Linked DNA regions of Homo sapiens: region 1 is linked to region 2. Evidence: read pairs that join two places in POLR2A ChIA-PET (ENCODE). Cell type or tissue: PC-9. All regions are shown on one strand. Links, peaks and the distances in the headings refer to the core of each region. The heading gives the core; the rest is flanking DNA.

What was found. ChIA-PET counts read pairs that join two places held together with the same protein. Peaks named below come from ENCODE experiments on the same cell type or tissue, not always from the same donor. Only the 100,000 strongest peaks of a DNase experiment are listed, where the experiment ranks them.
Region 1: POLR2A ChIA-PET joins it to region 2 with 24 read pairs; 2 of 35 experiments call an interaction of 5 or more read pairs at or near these places.

Annotation. Positions count from the first base shown.
Region 1 is chr17:1,225,719-1,228,218 of GRCh38, reverse strand. It overlaps a transcript of ABR not described here. Among named protein-coding and RNA genes, the nearest start is that of BHLHA9, 43 kb to the left of the region's middle. In PC-9, for the core only: no CTCF peak of the experiment used is centred there; no DNase peak of the experiment used is centred there; H3K27me3 peaks cover 391 bases.
Region 2 is chr17:2,101,463-2,118,701 of GRCh38, reverse strand. The region is part of intron 13 of SMG6 (SMG6 nonsense mediated mRNA decay factor); the gene reads left to right. It overlaps SMG6-AS1 (SMG6 antisense RNA 1), which reads right to left. Exons shown (of 2, transcript NR_199038.1): 2 at 16,399-17,239. Among named protein-coding and RNA genes, the nearest start is that of SMG6-AS1, 20 kb to the right of the region's middle. In PC-9, for the core only: no CTCF peak of the experiment used is centred there; a DNase peak (open chromatin) is centred at 6,851; H3K27ac peaks cover 994 bases.

The DNA of each region.
Region 1 (2,500 bases), core at 1-2,500, 880 kb after region 2:
CTTCTTAGAAGGCGGCGCCCGGCCTCTTGGCTTTCTAGGAGTCTGGGAGCAAGAGGGCAAGGGGAGGCTTAGGCCCATCTCGTTTTCCGGCTGGCCTGGTGCCCAGAGACCATGTCTAGTCCAGCGTCTTCACTGGATAAAAGAGGAAACCGAAGCTCAGAAAGATTAAGTGCTCGTTGGGGTGAGCTGAGACCTTCACCGGGTCTCCTGTCATCTCTCTCCCCTCGCATCTGCTCTCTTTTCTGAGGACAGGGCCTGATCTTAGTCATCTTTGAACCCCCTTCTGGTAGTATGCACGGTGCTTTGCAGCAGTCAAAGCTCAACGCATAATGGCTGAATAAATGATTGCCTGGAATTGAGCGTCCACCGAGCTCTTTCTAGGTCAGGGAGTGGGAATGGGGCTAAGGAGGAGAGGTCAGGTGGGGATGGGGGTGGCGTGGGAGCCCTTTGCTGTGTCTGTGAACTGTCACGGTCTCCTCAGCCACGCGGAAAGCAGCACACTGGTGGTGTCCGGTTGGGTCAAGCTGCAACCAGGAATTTAAGATGCCTTCCTGCTCAGTGAAGGAGGAAAAAAAATCATTGATGCTGGGATTGTTCCAAAATCTCCATTATTAGATTTTATCTGGATGAGTTTGCATTTGAATGAAAAACTGTCCACTTTGCTAAAAGCACAGTTGGAAGGTCCATCAAGTCATCTGTTTTGATCAATTACACTTATTCCTTAGCAAAGATTGGCTGTGTTTCCCACAGGCAATGCTCTTGCCGCCCATGCTGGTAACATTTTTATATGTCTCTTTAACTTAAGGGAAGAGCCTGAAGATTTCACCCTAGTGCCAAGTTCCAAATGCCCTTGGTGGAGGCTACCCAACTGGCCCCAGCTGCTTCAGAGCTGGCTGCAATCCTGTCTCCCCCCAGACCCACATCTGTCACCCTCCCCGGGGTGCCCAGTACACTAGGCTTTTCCCAGGGAGTGATTTTTATTTCTGTGAGTCGTCGCCTGTCTCCCTTAGGACACTCTAGCACATAGGGCACCTTGATGCACGTTAGAAATCGGCGCTGCCCCTGGGAATTGCAAAAGATGCTCCCCTCTGGGTGGACCAATGATAACAAGAGTCACCTTCCTCAGGACTACAGACGTGAGCTGGGGCACGTGTCTGGCACTCACGGCTTTGGCTAGTGATGCCTGGGCTAGATTTCAGGTGCCATTCCAGCCCCCTCTGCAGGGCAAGCTCCTGTGGCACACTGCACAGCTACATGTTCGGGTTCTGCCTCTGTCTCCAAAGCCTCCTCGTGAGGAAGTGAGTGGGGGGTGGACTTGCACTTGGTTACATGCATGCACACATAAATGCATAGCAGCACATGTATATACATGGTACACTGCCACATACATGCATGCACACATATACACACACACCTGCACACGTATACACATGGTACACTGTCACATGCATGCACACACACGCACAGCAGCACATGTATATACGTGACACACTGCCACATACATGCATGCACACACACACACCTGCACATGTAAACACATGGCATACTGTCACATACATACATGCACACATTCACACCTTCACATGTACATACATGCACACACACCTGCATATGTACATGTGCACAGTGCCACATAAATGCATGCACACACATACCTGCACACCTGCACACGTATGTACATGGCACACTGTCACATACATGCATGCACACACATGCACACCTACACGTATACACATGGCACAGTGCCACATACATGCATGCACACACATACACACCTGCACACGTATATACATGGCACACTGCCACATACATGCATACACAGACACCTGCACATGTACATACATGTGCACACTGCCACATACATGTGTGCACACACAATCTAGGAGAAAGAGCCCTCAAGCATACAGGGAGGCATTAGAGTGGAGCGATTAAGGGAAGGCGTTTTCGCACTGTGGGAAACAGCTCATTGAAATTAGTGCAGTTGGCAACAGAAGCACCCGGGCGGTCTTCCTTGGCCACCCTTGTCCTTTGTTGCTTCATTTTTCTCTACAGCATTCCCCAAATTACCACCGTGGATGCTGCAATTTTGCATGTGGGTCTTATTCACTGTCTCCCTCCAGTCAAACGCAAGCTCCAGGCAGGCAGGGGTTTTTCTCTCTCAAGATGAGTGCATTGGACACGGCGAGTATTATTCTGTTTTTGGACTCCGTTTCGGTTCTATGCGGACGCGTATGTGTACACTGGGAGCTGATGTAGAATGTATTTCTTGCTGTGAGATGAACAAAAAGGTTTGAAAACACGGAATTAAACCATGTTTCTGAAGCTAGACTGCCTGTGTGACATTGGGAGAAGTTATTTGACTTTTCTGAGCCTGAGTCCCCTCATCTGTAAACTGAGGCTAATAAGCACCTCTTCTCTCCTGCTGTTGATATGAGAAATAAATGGGTCATATTTCTAAAGCGTTTTGGACGGGTCCTGGCACGTAGGAAGCACCCATAAG
Region 2 (17,239 bases), core at 5,678-8,177:
ACGGCAAGGCTGCAGTGTGCCATGTTTGCACCACTGCACTTCAGCCTGGGCAACAGAGCAAGACCGTTGCTCAAAATTTAAAAAGACAAAAAAAAAAAAAAAAGCTATCTAGATTTAGCTTTTATATTTAGGTCTATGAGACATTGGAAATAAATTTTTTTTTGAGACAGAGTCTCACTCTTACACCCAGGCTGGAGTGCAGTGGCACGATCTTGGCTCACTGCTACCTCTACTCCCCAGGTTCAAGTGATTCTCGTGCCTCAGCCTCCTGAGTAACTGGGACTACAGGTGCACACCACTATGCTTGGCTAATTTTTGTATTTTTAGTAGAGACGGGGTTTCATCATGTTGGCCAGGCTGGTCTCTTAACTCCTGACCTCAAGTGATCTGCCTGCCTCAGCCTCCCAAAGTGCTGGGATTACAGGCATGAGCCACTGCGCCCATTCCTGTTGTTTTGTTTTTTGAGACGGTCTTGCTCTGTCACCTAGGCTAGAATGCAGTGGCAGGGATGACTCACTGCAGCCTCAACCTCCCAGGCTCAAGTGATCCTCCCACCTCAACCTCCCAAGAAGCTGGAACTATAAGCAAGCACCACCACACCTGGCTAATTTTTTAATTTTTTATAGAAATGGGGTCTCACTATGTTTCCCAGGCTGCTCTTGAACTCCTGAACTCAAGTGATCCCCCTGCCTTGGCCTCCCAAAGTGCTGGAATTACAGACATGAGCCAGTGTGCCTGGTCTTCAAATTAATTTTGTATATGGTGTAATATAAGAACTAAAACTTTTTTCCCCCCATATGGATATCAAGTTATATCAGCACTATTTATTGAAAAGGCATTTCTTGCCTCTGCTGGATTGCTTTGGTACTTTTTTTCAAATATCAGATGAGCATATAAGCAGGGGTGTCATGCTTTCTGTTCTTTTTGTTCGTTTTATTTAAAAATTCTTACGACAAACGCTAGAATCCTTATGGGAGTAAGTTTAATTTACGTATCAGTTTTGAGAAAATTGACATCTTAACAACATTTTTCTAGTTTATGAACATAGTATAGCTAGCCTTTTACCTAGGTCTTTTATACTTTTCACTGTACAGGTCTTATACATTGTCTGTTAAGTTTATTCCTAAATACATTTTATTTTTTATGCCATTATAAATGGAATTGTTTCTAAATTGTATTTACCAGTCTTTTGCTGCTAGAATATGAAAATACAATTGACTTTTGTATATTGATGTATCCTTCAATCCTAAAGACATTTTTATTAGAATTTAATCTAGTAGTTATTTGCGCATTATTTGGGATTTTTTGTGTTAAACAATCATGTCATCTGCAAACAGAGGCAGTTCTTTTCCATTTTTATGCTTTCAGCGTTTTTTTTCTTGCCTTAATACAGTGTCTGAGATCTCCACTAGTGAGTTGAAAGGAAATGGTGAGAGCAGGCATCCTTGCTAGGACCACGTATATCTGTGGTCCCAGCTACTTGGGAGGCTGAGGTGAAAGGATCACTTGAGCCCAGGAGGTCAAGGCTGCAGTGAGCCATGTTCACGCTACTGCACTACACACTGGGCGACAGAGAGAGACCCTGTCTCAAAAAAAAAAAAAAATTTAAAAGCCATACTGGTGACTGTCTAGAAGTATTTCATTGTGATTTTTGTTTTGTTTTGCTTTCTTTTTTTGTTGTTGTTCTCATTGTGATTTTAATTTGCATTTCCCTGATGAGTAATGATATTGAGTGCCTTTTCTTCTGCTATTGGCCATTTGAATACCCTCTTCTGGGGAGTGCCTGTTCCTGATTTTTACCCATGTTTTTCTTGGATTCTTTGTCTTTTTTCTTACTGATTTATAGGGTGTTTTTTTTTTCCAGTATTCTGAATATAAGTCCTATGTTGGATAGAAGTATTGAAAATATCTTCTCGCAGTCTGTGGTTCATCTTTTCAGGGTTTTTATTTTTTTGAGGCAGAGTCTCGCTCTGCCGCCCAGGCTGGAGTGCAGTGGCGCAATCTCAGCTCACTGCAACCTCTACCTCCTGGGTTCAAGTGATTCTCCTGCCTCAGCCTCCTGAGTAACTGGGATTACACATGTACCCGCCACCACACCCAGCTAATTTTTGTATTTTTAGTAGAGACGGGGTTTCACCATGTTGGCCAGGCTGGTCTCAAACTCCTGACCTCAAGGAACTCCTGACCTCAAACTCCTGACCCCACCCACCTCAGCCTCCCAAAGTGCTGGGATTACAGGCGTGAGCCACCATGCCCAGCCATCTTTTCAGTATTAATGGTATCTTTTTATGAACACAAATCTTAGTTAAAATAATTTTTTCTTGGTCAGGTACAGTGGCTCATGCCTGTAATCTCAACACTTTGGAAGGCCGAGGCGGGAGGATCCCTTGAGGCCAGGAGTTCAGTACCAGCCTGGGCAACATAGCAAGACCCTGCCTGTACAAAAAAAATAAAAAATAAAAAATAGCTGGGCAGGGTGGCTCATACCCATATGTACCAACTACTCAAGAGGCTGAAGTGGGAAGACTGCTTGGGCCGAGGCAGTTGAGGGTGCAGTGAGCCAAGATCATGCCACTGCACTCTAGCCTGGGCAACACAGCGAGATCCTGTCTCAAAAATAAATAAATGAAATAATAAATAGATATATTTTTATTAAAAGTTAGTGAGTGCTTTTTGTGTCTTATTTAAGAAATGTGGCCAGGCACAGTGACTCACACCTGTAATTCTTGCACTTTGGGGGGCCAGGGTGGGAGGACTGCTTCCATCCATGAGTTCAAGACCAACCTGGCCAATATAGCAAGACCCTGTCTCTAAAATTAAATAAATAATTACCCTGGCATGGTGGTACACGCTTAGCTACTGAAGCAGGAGGATTGCTTGGACCCGGGAGTTCGAGGCTACAGTAAACTATGATCATGCCACTGTACTCCAGCCTAGGGGACAGAGCAAAAACCTGACTTCCCACCTCCCCCGCAAAAAAGAGAAATGTTTGCCTATTCCAAGTGCAACATATTGGAAGGAAGATATTCTTCTGTATTTTGATCTTGAAACTATATTATTTTACCATTCACACTTGGGTCTGTGGTTCATTTTATTGAAAGATCAGTTTTCCCCACTGAACTGCAATGATGCCATGTCATAAGTCAGATGATTATATATGTTTGGGTCTATTTCTATACTGTATCTTCTTCCCCAAAGGTCTATTTATCTCTGCTTGTGCCATTACTATTAAATTTTTAAATATTAGTTTGAAAGTTTCCGAAGTTTGTGCCTGTTTTCACATTGACTCTTCTAGAAAGAGGTTTACCAATTCCTTAGATTGGTATCCTGTTGAACTGCAATACTTTTTTATATGTTAGGTGATTTTTTTTTCATCCTTACTAGGGCCAGTCTATACTTGTTCATATTGAGAGTTTAGATGGGCCTCTTAAGATTTTCAGGTGCAGACAAAGGGAAAAGAGGAACATTTGATTTATACTGCCAGTGTTAAACACTCTGTTTGCTAGAGTAGACTAGGTTTCTCAACCTAATGTTATTCTGGGTTTTTTGCCTTTATTAGAACCCATCCTCCTCAGCTGTGTCTTCCTTCTGCCTCATCTGGCCACCCACACCAGCTATCAGTTAGCAGCCACAAATACCTGCTGTGTTTCCCATCAACCCTGGTAGGATCCAGTTGTGCCCTTCTTTTTTTTTAATTATTTTATTTTATTTTATTTTATTTTATTTTATTTCATTTCATTTCATTTTTTTATTTTATTTTATTTTATTTTATTTTATTTTATTTTATTTTATTTTTGCCCAGGCTGGAGTGCAGTGGCACGATTTCGACTCCACAACCTCCGCCTCCTGGATTGAAGAGATTCTTGTGCCTCAGCCTCCTGAGTAGCTGGGATTACAGGCGCCTGCCACCACGCCCAACTGATTTTTGTATTTTTAGTAGAGATGGGGTTTCACCATGTTGGCCAGGATGGTCTCAAACTCCTGAGCTCAGGTGATCCACCCGCCTTGGCCCCCCAAAGTGCTGGGATTACAGGTGTGAGCCACCGCGCCTGGCCCCTGTGCCCTTCCAACTGCATCACAACCCACCTTGGTTCTTGTCTTAGTTGCCCCAAGATAAGGGTATTAATGTGGTACTGCCGCTAAGGTCTCATCTGTATTCTTACTCAGCCTGAAAAGGGTTGAACATCAGTTGTCCTTTTTCTCACTCCAGTTCCACCCACTGTTAGACTTGCAGACAGTTTCCCAAAGTTTCTGGTATGGGGTTGCCTAGTACTGATGGATGCTTTCTTCATTTTTATTTATTTATTTATTTTTAGTCATTTCAATGGGAAACTGGAAGGATAGAAGAGAAGCATATGCTTAATGTCATTCTGATTAAACAAATCAATGTTAGTTTTGTTTTCATTTTGGGGAGTATTTTTTGTTTTGTTTTGGGATGGAGTCCCACTCTGTCACCCAGGCTGGAGTGCAATGGCGCAATCTAGGCTCACTGCAACCTCTGCCTCCTGGGTTCAAGCTATCCTCCTGCCTCAGCCTCCCAAGTAGCTGGGATTACAGGCATGCGCCACCGTGCCCAGCTAATTTTTGTATTTTTTTAGTAGAGACGGGGTTTCGCCATGTTGGCCAGGCTGGTCTTGAACTCCTGACCTCAGGTGATCCGCCTGCCTCGGCCTCCCAAACTGCTGAGATTACAGGCGTGAGCCACCGTGCCTGGCCTCAATGCTAGTTTTTAAGAAATGAGTTTCTAGCCTTCCAGATTGAAATACTTGGAAGGTCATTGTTCATTTGATAAAGGTAGGCATTGGACTTAGATTGTGCTTTCATGGGTTTATATGCATGGGTTTGTTACTTCATAACTAGTTCCACCACTCTCGTGTGACACTCAGGAGGAGATAATTTAGTGATTTCATGAAGATGCTCCTTAAGTCTTTCTGTGTTGGGTCTCAACCCTGTAGGCTGGATATTAATAGGGACCATACCCCAAAGGTCCAGGAAAGGAAAGGTGAAAATAATAAGATCTCCAGAATGGAGTAGGAGTGATGGTTTTGAGGCCATGGGTTTTAGATGATCTAGCTGTTTGCTTTCATTTGATAAGAATGCCATATAGCTCACTTGGCAGCTGTGTAAGAGAAAGCAGTCCTGATAACCCAGAGACCCATTTAAGAATTGTGTGCTCTCGTGGAGCCAGCACCCTTTCCCAAGCCGGCTTTGTTCAAGACCCAGCTGGAGAGCAGGGATGTGTGCTGTATTCTTTGTAACCCTAGTGCATGTTATAATGTTCAGGAATTGGTAAGCAAATGAGTATTCATTTAGAAATTGGGCCTTAGGCCCAGCATAGTGGCTCATGCCTGTTACCCAAGCACGCTGTGAGGCCGAGGCGGGTGGATCACTTGAGCCCAGGAGTTCGAGTCCAATCTGGGCAAATAGGCCCTATCTCTACAAAAAATAAAAAAAAAAATTGGCCAGGCATGGTGGCACACGCCTGCAATGCTAGCTGTTCACTAATCAGGAGGCTGAAGTCGCGGGGAGGATCACTGGAGCCTGGGAGGCTGGGAGATGGAGGCTGCAGTAAGCCTTGATCATGCCACTGCACTCCAGCCTGGGTGACAGAGCAAGACTCTGTCTCTTAAAAAAGAAAATAAAAGGCTGGGAACAGTGGCTCACACCTGTAATCCCAGCACTTTGGGAAGCTGAGGCCAGTAGATCACTTGAGCTCAGGAGGTCAAGACCAGCCTGGTTAACATGGTGAAACCCCATCTCTACCAAAAATACAAAAATTAGTCAGGCATGGTGACGCATGTCTGTGGTCCCAGCTACTCAGGAGGCTGAGGCAGGGGGATTGCTTGAGCCTGGGAGGCAGAGGTTGCAGTGAGCTGTGATTGCGCCACTGCACTCTAGCCTGGGTGGCGGAGTGAGAGTCTGTCTCAAAAAAAAAAAAAAAAAAAAGTTTGGAGCTCATTACACCTGGCTTTTATTGTTTGCTGTTTTGCTTTTTAATATAGCTAAAGTATGCAGATTTATTTAGCTTTAAGTTTTGTTCTCAATTCCCTAGTGGAAAAAAAAAAGCACCAAAAAAATTCAATTTTTACATTTCAATTCAAATGCAAGAACTTGGAACAGACCATTGCCTTTTATTTATTTATTTATTTATTTATTTATTTATTTATTTATTTATTTTTTATTTTATTTTTTTTGAGACAGAGTCTTGCTCAGTCACCCAGGCTGGAGTGCAGTGGCACGATCTCGGCTCACTGCAACCTCCGCCTCCCGGGTTCATGCCATTCTCCTGCCTCAGCCTCCCGAGTAGCTGGGACTCCAGACGCCCGCCACGACGCCTGGCTAATTTTTTTTTTGTATTTTTAGTAGAGACGGGGTTTCACCATGTTAGCCATGATGGTCTCGATCTCCTGACCTCGTGATCCACCCGCCTCAGCCTCCCAAAGTGCTGGGATTACAGGCGTGAGCCACCGCGCCCGGCCGACTTTTTTTTTTTTAAGAGGGAAGCGGTAATAGGAAATTTAATCAGGAAGATTTCTAAGCTTCAATTGTAAAGATACCTCCTTTTCCCAAGAGTTAGGCCTAATGAAGACTATACCTACCAGTACGGAGGGGGAGGGGATAAATCACAACTAAAGACCTTGGCACTTCTGTAAGAAATTTAAATAACAGGCAGACATATAGAGATTTGTAAATATGTACTTGCTGCCAGATAAACCACAGGGAAGATACTGTATTTGTGGTCCAGGGAAGTTTAAATATTTGTGGTCAAACTTAAAATTCAACGTAAAACTCTCATCTGTGATGGAAACTTTCCAGAAACTGCATGGAGCGGGTGTGCAAGCTGCATAAACTCTCAAAGGCCTCTCCTCTCACCAGGCTGAGCTGGAAAAGCCTGTTCTCCTTCCTTCAAACTGTGTAGCTAACAAGCCCTTCGATCAGAGAAGGAACTCCTTGATGCTCCAGCCACCACCCAAGAAACCCGCTCTAAGGACCTTTCGGGCCAGGCACAGTAGCTCATGCCTGTAATCCCAGCACTTTAAGAGGCCAAGGCCGGAGGATCCCTTGAACCTAGGAGTTCAAGGCCAGTCTGGGCAATATAGGGAGACCCCGTTTCTATAAAAAATTAGCCAGGCGTGGTGGCAGGCGCCTGTGGTCCCAGCTACTTGGGAGGCTGAGGTAGAAGGATCGCTTGAGCCCAGGAGGTCGAGGCTGCAGTGAGCTATGATCACACCACTGTACTGCAGCCTGGGCAACAGCGAGATCCTGTGATCTCAGAGGACCTCTTTGAGCGAGATAAGAAAGGACCTCTCTTTTTTGTGGCTTGCACCTTCAAGTCTGATCAAATATTACCTTTCTTAGGGTCTTCTATTCACCATCTTATATAAAATAGCAATACTCTTCCCCACCCTGCCGCTCTCTGTCTCCCTTACCCAACTTTTTTTCACAGTACTTCCCACTACTGTCTGCTTATTTGATTCTCAGTCTCAGAAAAATGTTTTAAGTTCCATGGGAACAGGAGCATTGTTTTATTCACTGCTGTATTCCTGGTGGTTTGAATAGGGCCTGCCACACCATAGCATGTGCTTAATAAATATTTATTGAATTTCAGTAGAATACATTTAGAACTCAGACTGTGAGATCAGCCTGAAACACCTCAGATATCTTACTTTGTGTTCTGTGAGGCTCTACGAGCTCCTCTGATAAGGAAACTGGCACTGAAGGTGGGCGTAGCGGCCTTCAGATGTACCAGGCAGCTCTTGCCGTAACACCTATAGCCTACACATCGAAATGGAATTGGAGCCGCTTAATTTTCACAGTAAATACATATATAGCACTCTTTGTTTCTGGCCTTCAAATTTGTTGATGACCCTCCTGATATTGATTCCTCTGGGGTGGGAGCTCTTTCTGGGCAGCGTGCAGACTGGAGCACATGTATATACTTTGCACATTATTTTGCCCAACTTTTTGTCATTTGAGACCCTGCTTGGCTGGGGAGACTGTTGTTGCTGACCTCTCCCAGGCCTGTTGGACTTGATGATGACTGATGGACTTGAGCACCTCATCAGGGTCTTTCTTCCGTCTGCTTTCCTTTGCTGCTTCCGCCAGATCTTTCCATCAGTCCCCCCAACACAGAGTGCTTTATTGTTGATGATCCTTAGTATTTGGCATGAAATGTGCTTCACAAATGATGTTGATTATCTTTAAAATACCGTGTGTGTGCGTGTGCGTGTGTCATAGTATATCACCACTTACATAAATGTATCTATAAAAGGCATAGAGAGAGCTCGTAGTTAATCACATATGTCAGTAAATGCAGAACTATCTCTGAAGAACATACCAGAAACTCGCAACAGGGCCTAAAAATCAAAGGTGGGAAGGTTTTGTTTTTAAAATTCGGCCTTTGTATTGCTTTTTTTCACCATGTGCCATGTTTCTGAACTCCACGTTACTAAGCAGCTTTGGCTTCAGTTTGGCCTGGTACTTGATTCTGAGATGCCACCATATCTCATTGAACTCCTTTGGTACTTTGTCAGCAGCAAGAGTGACTTTAGCTTAAGTAACAGAATTAAGTGACAGCTTTTAGTTCTGTGTTGTCTTTTTTTTTTTTTTTTTTTTTTTTGAGATGGAATCTCACTCTGTCGCCCATACTGGAATGCAGTAGTGCAATCTCTGCTCACTGCAACCTCTGCCTCCGGGTTCAAGCAATTCTCATGCCTCAGCCTCCCAAGTAGTTGGGACTGCAGACGTGCACCACCACGCCTGGCTAATTTTTGTATTTTTAGTAGAAACAGAGTTTTGCCATGTTGGTCTTGAACTCCTGAGCTCAGGTGATCCACCCACCTTGGCCTCCCAAAGTGCTGCGACTACAGGTGTGAGCCACTGCGTCTGCCCTTGTGTTGTCAATTTTTTTAAAGTTTAGGGTGTATATAGGTTTCTCTAGTATAGGCTGGTCCAGAAATTTTGTCTCTGTTTTGTCAGTATAAAGCACTGAAACTATACTTCAAAGTAGTTTATAATGGTTTGCGTGTCTATATGTGTTCTTCAAAAGTAGAGTAAGCAGCACGTAGTTATTGGATTCCTGTCTCTAATCCTATTCTTAATCTACTGCCTTGAAAATATTTAATAAAGAATGAGAAAGGCCATGCACGGTGGCTCACACCTGTAATCCCAGCACTTTGAGAGGCTGAGGCAGGCGGATCACTTGAGGCCAGCAATTCAAGACCAGGCTGGCCAACATGGCGAAACCCTGTCTCTACTAAAAATACAAAAATTAACCAGGCGTGGTGGCACGCGCCTATAATCACAGCTACTTACGAGGCTGAGGCACGAGAATCACTTGAACCCAGGAGGTGGAGGTTGGAGTGAGCCAAGATTGTGCCACCGCACTCCAGCCTGGGTGACAAAGCAAGTCTCCATCTCAAAAAAAAAAAGAGAGACATATATTCTAACAGCAGCTTTTTGGTCTCTTTTTCAAATCCTGTGAGAATATACTACATAGACTTGGTAATCAGGAATGGATCAGATGAGATACTGTCAACTCTAATGCTATTTTGCCAGGACAACCTGCAGAAAAATACATCTTCCTGTTCTAGATAGATGTCATAGCCTTTATTATGCTCTGTGCTAGTCATGAGAAAACGCCAGATAATTAATGTATTGTCTCTGGGGTTGAGTTTACTCTCTGAAAAATGGGGATGACATTAGTTATTTCATAAGATTTTAGTAAGGATTAAATGAGATAAAATAAGTGAAAATGCCTAGGTTTTTTTGCTCTGTCGCCCAGGCTGGAGTGCAGTGGTGTAATCCTCAACTCACTGCAACCTCCAACTCCTGGATTCAAGTGATTCTACCACCTCAGCCTCCCGAGTAGCTGCGATTACAGGCGCCCGCCACCATGCGCGACTAATTTTTTTATATTTTTAGCAGAGACGGGTCTTCGCTGTATTGGCCAGGCTGTTCTCAAACTCCTAACCCTCAGGTGATCCACCCACCTTGGCCTCCCAAAGTTCTGGAATTAAAGGGATGAGCCACCACACCTGGCTCAGAATTTTTTTATTATTATTATTATCTGAGACAGAGTCTCGCTTTGTGGCCCAGGCTGGAGTGCAGTGACACAATCTCGGCTCACTACAACCTCTGCCTCCCAGATTCAAGCAATTCTTCTGCCTCAGCCTCCTGGGTAGCTGGGACTGCAGGTGTGCACCTGCAGGTTTGCAGGCGTGGGCCTGGTTAATTTTTGTATTTTTAGTAGAGACAGGGTTTCACTATGTTGGCCAGGCTGGTCTCGAACACCTGACCTCAAGTTACCCGCCCGCCTCGGCCTTTCAAAGGCCTGGGATTACAGGCGTGAGTCACTGCGCCTGGCAAGATTTTTAAAAATGAAAGTTTCAATATGTGTTTTCATAGTGGACGCTGGGGATTGGAGAGTGGCTAAGAAGACTCCAAAGAGGTCCAGTTACAACTCAGTCACACATCAGATTCCCATGTCTCCTTCTGGATCATCCTGTAGTTTCTATAGCTGTTTTCTGTAATTCATGCAAATTCTCTGTAATCCTTCATTTCCGTTTTCTACCCACTTAGCTGTTGCCATTATTTTGAGGCATTGGATGTAAAAAACAAAACAAAACAAAAAAAAACCTGTTAGATTTATCTTGTAGGCTAAGGCTCAGAAATTGGGCAAGGTTCAGGTAGCTTTTCAGAAGGCGAGGCAGGTGTGCTTAGTTACACTATTCCAAGATTCTCCCAGAAATAGAACTCTAAAGTGAGGACTTGGGTGCCCTTGAAGGAGAACAACAAAATACCATTTTGGAAATAAAATTCTGCTGTCCTGGGTGTTCCAGCCCCTCCCATGCTGGCCTCCTTTCGGCACCATTCCTTTCTGCAGTCCCACCCCGCTTGGCCCTGGCACGCAGTCCCATGAACATGCCACCTGCCTTCTCTCTCTCTCTGGCCCCATCCATTGGCTGTTCAGTTTATTTTTTCCACATCCTCACCCTCTTCCAGCTCCAAGTTAAATAACCCTCACAGATGGCTTGTTCCATCAGAGCTGTTTAAGAACACAGAGCAGTGAACTAGTGCCCAGAGGAGCTGCCCCAGCCCAAGACTGCCCTTCCTATGGAGGCTCAAGACAACTGTGTCATCAGCTACCTAGAGGCCCAGAGACAGTGAGCAGAAAGGCTGGCAGGTTGGGTGGTAGAATGTCTGTTTAACACTATAATCCTCTAGCAGCTAACAACTAGTTCTCACTTAGATTTACAAGTCAGAACCAGGAGCCAGATACACTGCATACTCCATTTTCCATAGAAGACATAGTACTTCGTAGCTGGCATTTCTCCCCCACTTTTTTACAGCATGGAAACCCAACAGGAAATGACAGTCCCCATTTGTGTTTGGGATCATGGTTTCAGTCCTTAGTGAACCTCTTCATGAACTCCCGAGAGGTCTAGATCCCTGCCCTGCCTGACCCAAAGGGCAGGATTTCCAGCTGTCAGCACACCCATGGGAAGACAGGGAACTTCACATGCCTATTAGGAATCCTGCATAGAGTCTGGGCACAGTGGCTCACACCTATAATCCCAGCACTTTGGGAGGCCAAGGTGGGCAGATCACCTGAGGTCAGGAGTTCAAGACTAGCATGACCAACATGTCAGGCTAAAATACTAAACTACTAAGTACTGAAATACTAAACGTCTCTACTAAAAATACAAAACTCAGCCAGGCGTGGTGGCACATGCCTGTAATCCCAGCTACTTGGGAGACTGAGGCAGGAGAATTGCTAGAACCCGGGAGGCGGAGGTTGCAGTGAGCCGAGATCGCACAATTGCATTCCAGCCTGGGCGACAAACCGAGACTCTGTCTCAAAAAAAAAAAAAAAATTCCTGCCTAGAGAGAAGATCCCAGAATTTCTTTCACTCTTTCTTTCCTGTCAGCAGGGACACGGAGGTTTCCTGTCTGCCTTGTCATCAGCTTTGAAACATTTTCCTCCTGCATTCCCCCATATATGTAGTGGCCTGTAAGCTTTGCCCCCTTCATGTTCCCAGCATCCTCCTTCCCTCTCTCATAATCGGCTGGGTCTGGTTAATTTTGCCCTTGTGACAGGACAGCCTTTCCCTTGTCCTCGGAGTTATTCCTGTGGGACATAAGACCTCTCTGGTCATGGTCTCCCTCTCTTTCCCTTCCTTCTTGCCCTTTCCTCTCTAACTATAGCCTTTGTAAATAGACTCCTCTGAGGTCACCGAGGAATGGTAGTATGTGCCTTTGCTGCTATAGGACTCTCTTTTCCCCCAGTAAGCAGAGTTCCCTTGAGAGACCCCCCTCCCTTCCTTTATTAAAAGGCACGTTGGTGGCTTATCTGCTTGAACTCTGGCATAACAGGGCATGGAACAATGGCATGTGCAGAGTGCTTTGGCCAAAGGGAAATTAACTTTGAGCCAGAGACAGCAGTTTGAAGAAACTTCCCTTAGTAAGAAAAGAGACAAGAAGAAAAGTGATGGGGTGGAAAGGGAAAATTCTATGGCAGAGAAGGTCTCCCTGAGAACTCAATCAGAAATCAGTATCTCCTCCTTAAGCCTGGTTTTTCCACTGAGAAGTAAACTATTATTCTCTCTTCTCCTCCTTCATACCTTCTCCAAGATCAAGCGTTGCCAGATAAGTAACACACCCTGTTGCTTGCAAAGTAAAAGTTACTTGGATTGACAGATTTGTGGAGCCTTTGGGTGCCAAGTATCAGGAGGGAGCTTTGATTTCCATTTTCCTGTCTTCATGATGGACTTTACTCTTTACATTCAGTAGAAAAGTTCAAGGCTGTGGTGCAGACAACTTTCAGAGGTTACCCACATATAGGTCTTAAAACTTAACATCTGGCAGTTACTAGTTTCCTATATTCATTCAGCTCATCAAGTATTCAGCTGAGGTTTTGCCCATATTATGTCCAGTGAAATGAAATGAATCTAAGTGATAGAACTCTTTTTAGGGCAGGTATCCTGAGAAATTTTAAATTTCAGTATTTCTTTTCTTGCCTGTAGCTTAGCCAAGCACCCATTCAATTTGTGTTCCTCTAAAGGCAAATTCGTCAGAACTGTTTCTTCTGTCCTGAGGGCCTTTAGGCTACTGCTGAGTCTGGGCAAGTGTTATTTATTTATTTATTTATTTATTTTTGAGACAGAGTTTTGCTCTTGTTGCTCAGGCTGGAGTGCAGTGGCGCGGTCTTGGCTCACTGCACTCTCCGCCTCCCAAGTTCAAGCAATTCTGCCTTAGCCTCCCAGGTAGCTGGGATTACAGGCACCTGCCACCACGCCCGGCTAATTTTTGTATTTTTAGTAGAGATTGGGTTTCACCATGTTGGCCAGGCTGGTCTCAAACTCCTGACCTCAGGTGATCCACCCACCTTGGCCTCCCAAAGTGCTGGGATTACAGGTGTGAGCCACCACGCCCGGCTGAGTGTAATATTTTTTAAGTGAGAAAGACTTGAAGTAGGCTGAGTGCAGTGGCTCACGCCTGTAATCCCAGCACTTTGGGAGGTCGAGGCGGGAGGATTGCTTGAGTCCAGGAGTTTGAGAGCAGCCTGGGTAACATGGTGAGACCCCATCTCTACAAAAAAAAAAAAAAAAAAAAAAAATTAGCTGGGTGTGGTGGTGCATACCTGTAGTCCTAGATGTTCAGGAGGCTGAAGTGGGAGGATCACTTGAACCTGGGAGGTTGAGGCTGCAGTGAGCCAAGATCACACCATTGCACTCAGCCTGGGCAACAGAGTGTGACCTTGTCTCCCAAAAAAAAAGATGACTTGAAGTAGAGACCTTTCCCTATACTCTTTGTGAAAGTGCCATTACCTTCATAAGAGGCCATATTATAATATAATGAACTGAGCACAAACTTTGGAGTAAGACAAATCTGGGTTCAAAGCCCAGCTTCATCACTTCATCACTTGCTTTTTCTGAGCTTTAGTTTCCTCTTCCTGTCTCACAGGATTACCATGATAATCAAATGAAATAACATAATTCCTAGTAACCATCTGTCACCACTTCATCTACACCACAGCTTTCCCAGTAAAATGGGATATTTAGGCCACCAAGAAAGCGTGATCAATGAAAATTGCAGAGGAAGTAAGATGCTAACTTGCTCTACCTGCCACTACCCTGAACCTTTTTTTTTTTCAACCCCCTTAACCTCTTTAAAGAGCTTCTGGCATGCTCATGGGTTTTTCTTTCTAGAACTTTCCCTGCCCTGAATTTGTTCAGTATGCATTGTCACTTGTGAGGACTTCTTTTCACAATAAATACCCAAGTGCTTTAGAATGTCTGGATGGTGGCCAGGCACAGTGGCTCAAGCTTGTAATCCCAGCAATTTGGGAAGCTGAGGCAGACGGAACCCTTGAAATCAGGAATTCGTGACCTGCCTGGCCAACATGGTGAAACCCTGTCTGTACTAAAAATACAAAAATTAGCCAGGTGTGGCCGGGCGCGGTGGCTCACGCCTGTAATCCCAGCACTTTGGGAGGCCGAGGTGGGCGGATCACGAGGTCAGGAGATCAAGACCATCCTGGCTAACATGGTGAAACCCCGTCTCTACTAAAAATACAAAAAATTAGCCGGGCGAGGTGGTGGGCGCCTGTAGTCCCAGCTACTCGGGAGGCTGAGGCAGGAGAATGACTTGAACCTGGGAAGCAGAGGTTGCAGTGAGCTGAGATCGTGCCATTACACTCCTGCCTGGGCTACAGAACAAGATTCCAACTGAAAAAAAAAAAAAAAGAATGTGTTGATGGTGATTCTCCTGGAAGTCAAGCCTGCTTTCTCTGTGCCATCACAGAGGTGTTGCTGGCAGACTAATCTTGAGACGACTTCTTACCTCTTTGCACCAAGGCTCTTATTAAGGGGTCTTTCCTGACTTTAGATCCGGTGATGAGTTAGCCCAAAAGAGTGTGCTCAGTCTCCTATAGGGCTCACAGGTTTGGCTTATACCCTCCAAGTGGCCCAATGGGAGCTACAGGGTGTTGGAGGTGGTCATGGGAAAGAAACAGCTCACAAGAAGAGCGTGGGGCGAGAGCCAGCCGTTCCCCACTGCCTGCTGGAGCAAGCTCAGTGAGGCCGCTGACAAGAGTCCTCAGAACACTAAACAGGTGATTAAAACATCAGTATAAGTCTTTCCAAGCTTCACAGAAAGCCAAAAACTTAGTTTGGACAGCAACAGAAATTTTCCGCTCTGTAGCTTTATAAACTGGTCCGCTGTTTCTTCCTCTGCTCTGTGGCCAGAGGGGAGCTCTGTGCTAATGATTCCATAAAACCCTCCAAGTCTTCCTGAGTGGCTTATCATATGAGAGTAACCTATACCACCCTTTTCCATCAGAGTAATCTCTAGCCTCTCACTGTTAGTTCGCATTCTGAATCTTTAACCCTTCCAAAAAGGCCAAGCCCAGCTCTTGGCACTGTCCCCTATGACAGAGCTGAGCTCCTCCATCAAGCTCAGTGGCAGAACGATCCTTTCCTCCTTTCCAAGATGACTGCCCAGAATCACAGAAACCTGTAAGAATGGAAAGAGAGTAATCCCAATTCTGGGCATTCACCCAAAAGATTTGAAATCAGTTGGTTGAAGAGATGTCTGGACTCCCAGGTTCACTGCAGCATTAGTCACAATAACCAAGTTATGGAATTAGTCTGAGTGTCCATCAACAGATGAATGGATAAAGAAAAGGTGGGACATACACACAATGGAGTACTATTTGGCCTTTAAAAAGAAATTCTGTTGTTTTCAGCAACATGGGTGGAATTGAAGAGCATTATGCTGAGTGAAATAAGCCAGGCACGGAAAGACACATACCATATGTTCTCACTTACATGTAGAATCTGAAAGAGTCCAGCTCATAAAAGCAGAGAGTAGGATGGTGGCTACAGAGGCTGGGAAATGGGGAGATGATGGTCAAAGGGTTCAAAGCGTCAGTTCCATGGGAGAAAGATGGGTGTGTGTTTTTCTGAGATCTGTTGAACAGCATGGTGAGCATAAAAATACAGCACTGTACATTTAAAATTGCTTTAAGAGGTCAGACGTGGTCACTCACAACTGTAATCCCAACATTTTGCGAGGCTGAGGCAGGATGATCACTTGACACCAGGAGCTCAAACCAGCCTGGGCAACATAGTGAGACCTCATCTCTAAAAAAAAAAAAAAAAAAAAAAAAAATGAAATTAGCAGGATGTGGTGGTCCACGCCTGTAGTCCCAGCTACTTGGGAGGCTGAGGCGGGAAGATCACTTGAGCCTGGGAAGTGAAGACTGCAGTGAGTCTTGATCACACCACTGCACTCCAGCCTGGGTGACAGAGCAAGACCCTGTCTAAAAGAAAAAAAAATTCCTTTAAGAGTAAATTTCAAATTTTCTCACCACAATAAAATGATAAGTATTTGAGGTGATGGGTATGTTAATTAGCTGGGTTTAATTATTATACATTGTATTCATAAAATATATCACTTTGTACCCTTGTAAATAAACACAAATATAAATTGTCAATTTATAATAAAATTTTGTAAAGGACTAGGAATATAGATCTTCAGAGTTATTAGCATCTTGCAGACAGGGCTCAGTAATTTGCCTGAGAGCACACAAGTTAGGAGGCCACGACACTGTCGTTCCACTAGGCCCTGCTTGTCCTAGACTGTGGCGTGTCACCCACCCAGGAGGAGTGCACCATGCCCAGAAGAGTTCAGTCTTCAAGAAATCAGCTCTGAGAGGCTGCCTTTTTCTCTTCTTCTGTGAATTTCCAGGCAAGAGAAGAGCTTTCTCCTTGGGGAGATGGTGAGGGTCTCTGAAACACCTGTGAATGTTCTGGATCATGGAGAGCTGTGGCAGTTAGAACAGTCCGGCCCCTGCAGTTACTGGCTGCATTTCCTGAGCAAGTTACTTCTCTGTGCCTTAATTTCCTCACCTCTATAATCGAAGCAGTGACAGTATCTACTTCATGAGGTTGTGGGGATCACGAGTTGGTTCGTGTAAAGCATTTGGCACAGTGCCTGGCTTGTAGTAACCATTCGCTCGGTGTTCGCTGTGGCTGCGAAGGGTGAGTGAGGCATGCAGCAGGTTTTATTACGTCCCGGAAGGCCGATGGCACTCTTCCAGGAAGGTAGCGCTGGTGAGCTGGTAAACCTTGAATGAGGAAGTCATTTTATCTGGCTTTGGATCTTAGTTCTCCTGAGAATGTCATTGAATTTATTTGAATTTTAGTTTCCTCATCTACATCATCTGGATGTAGTA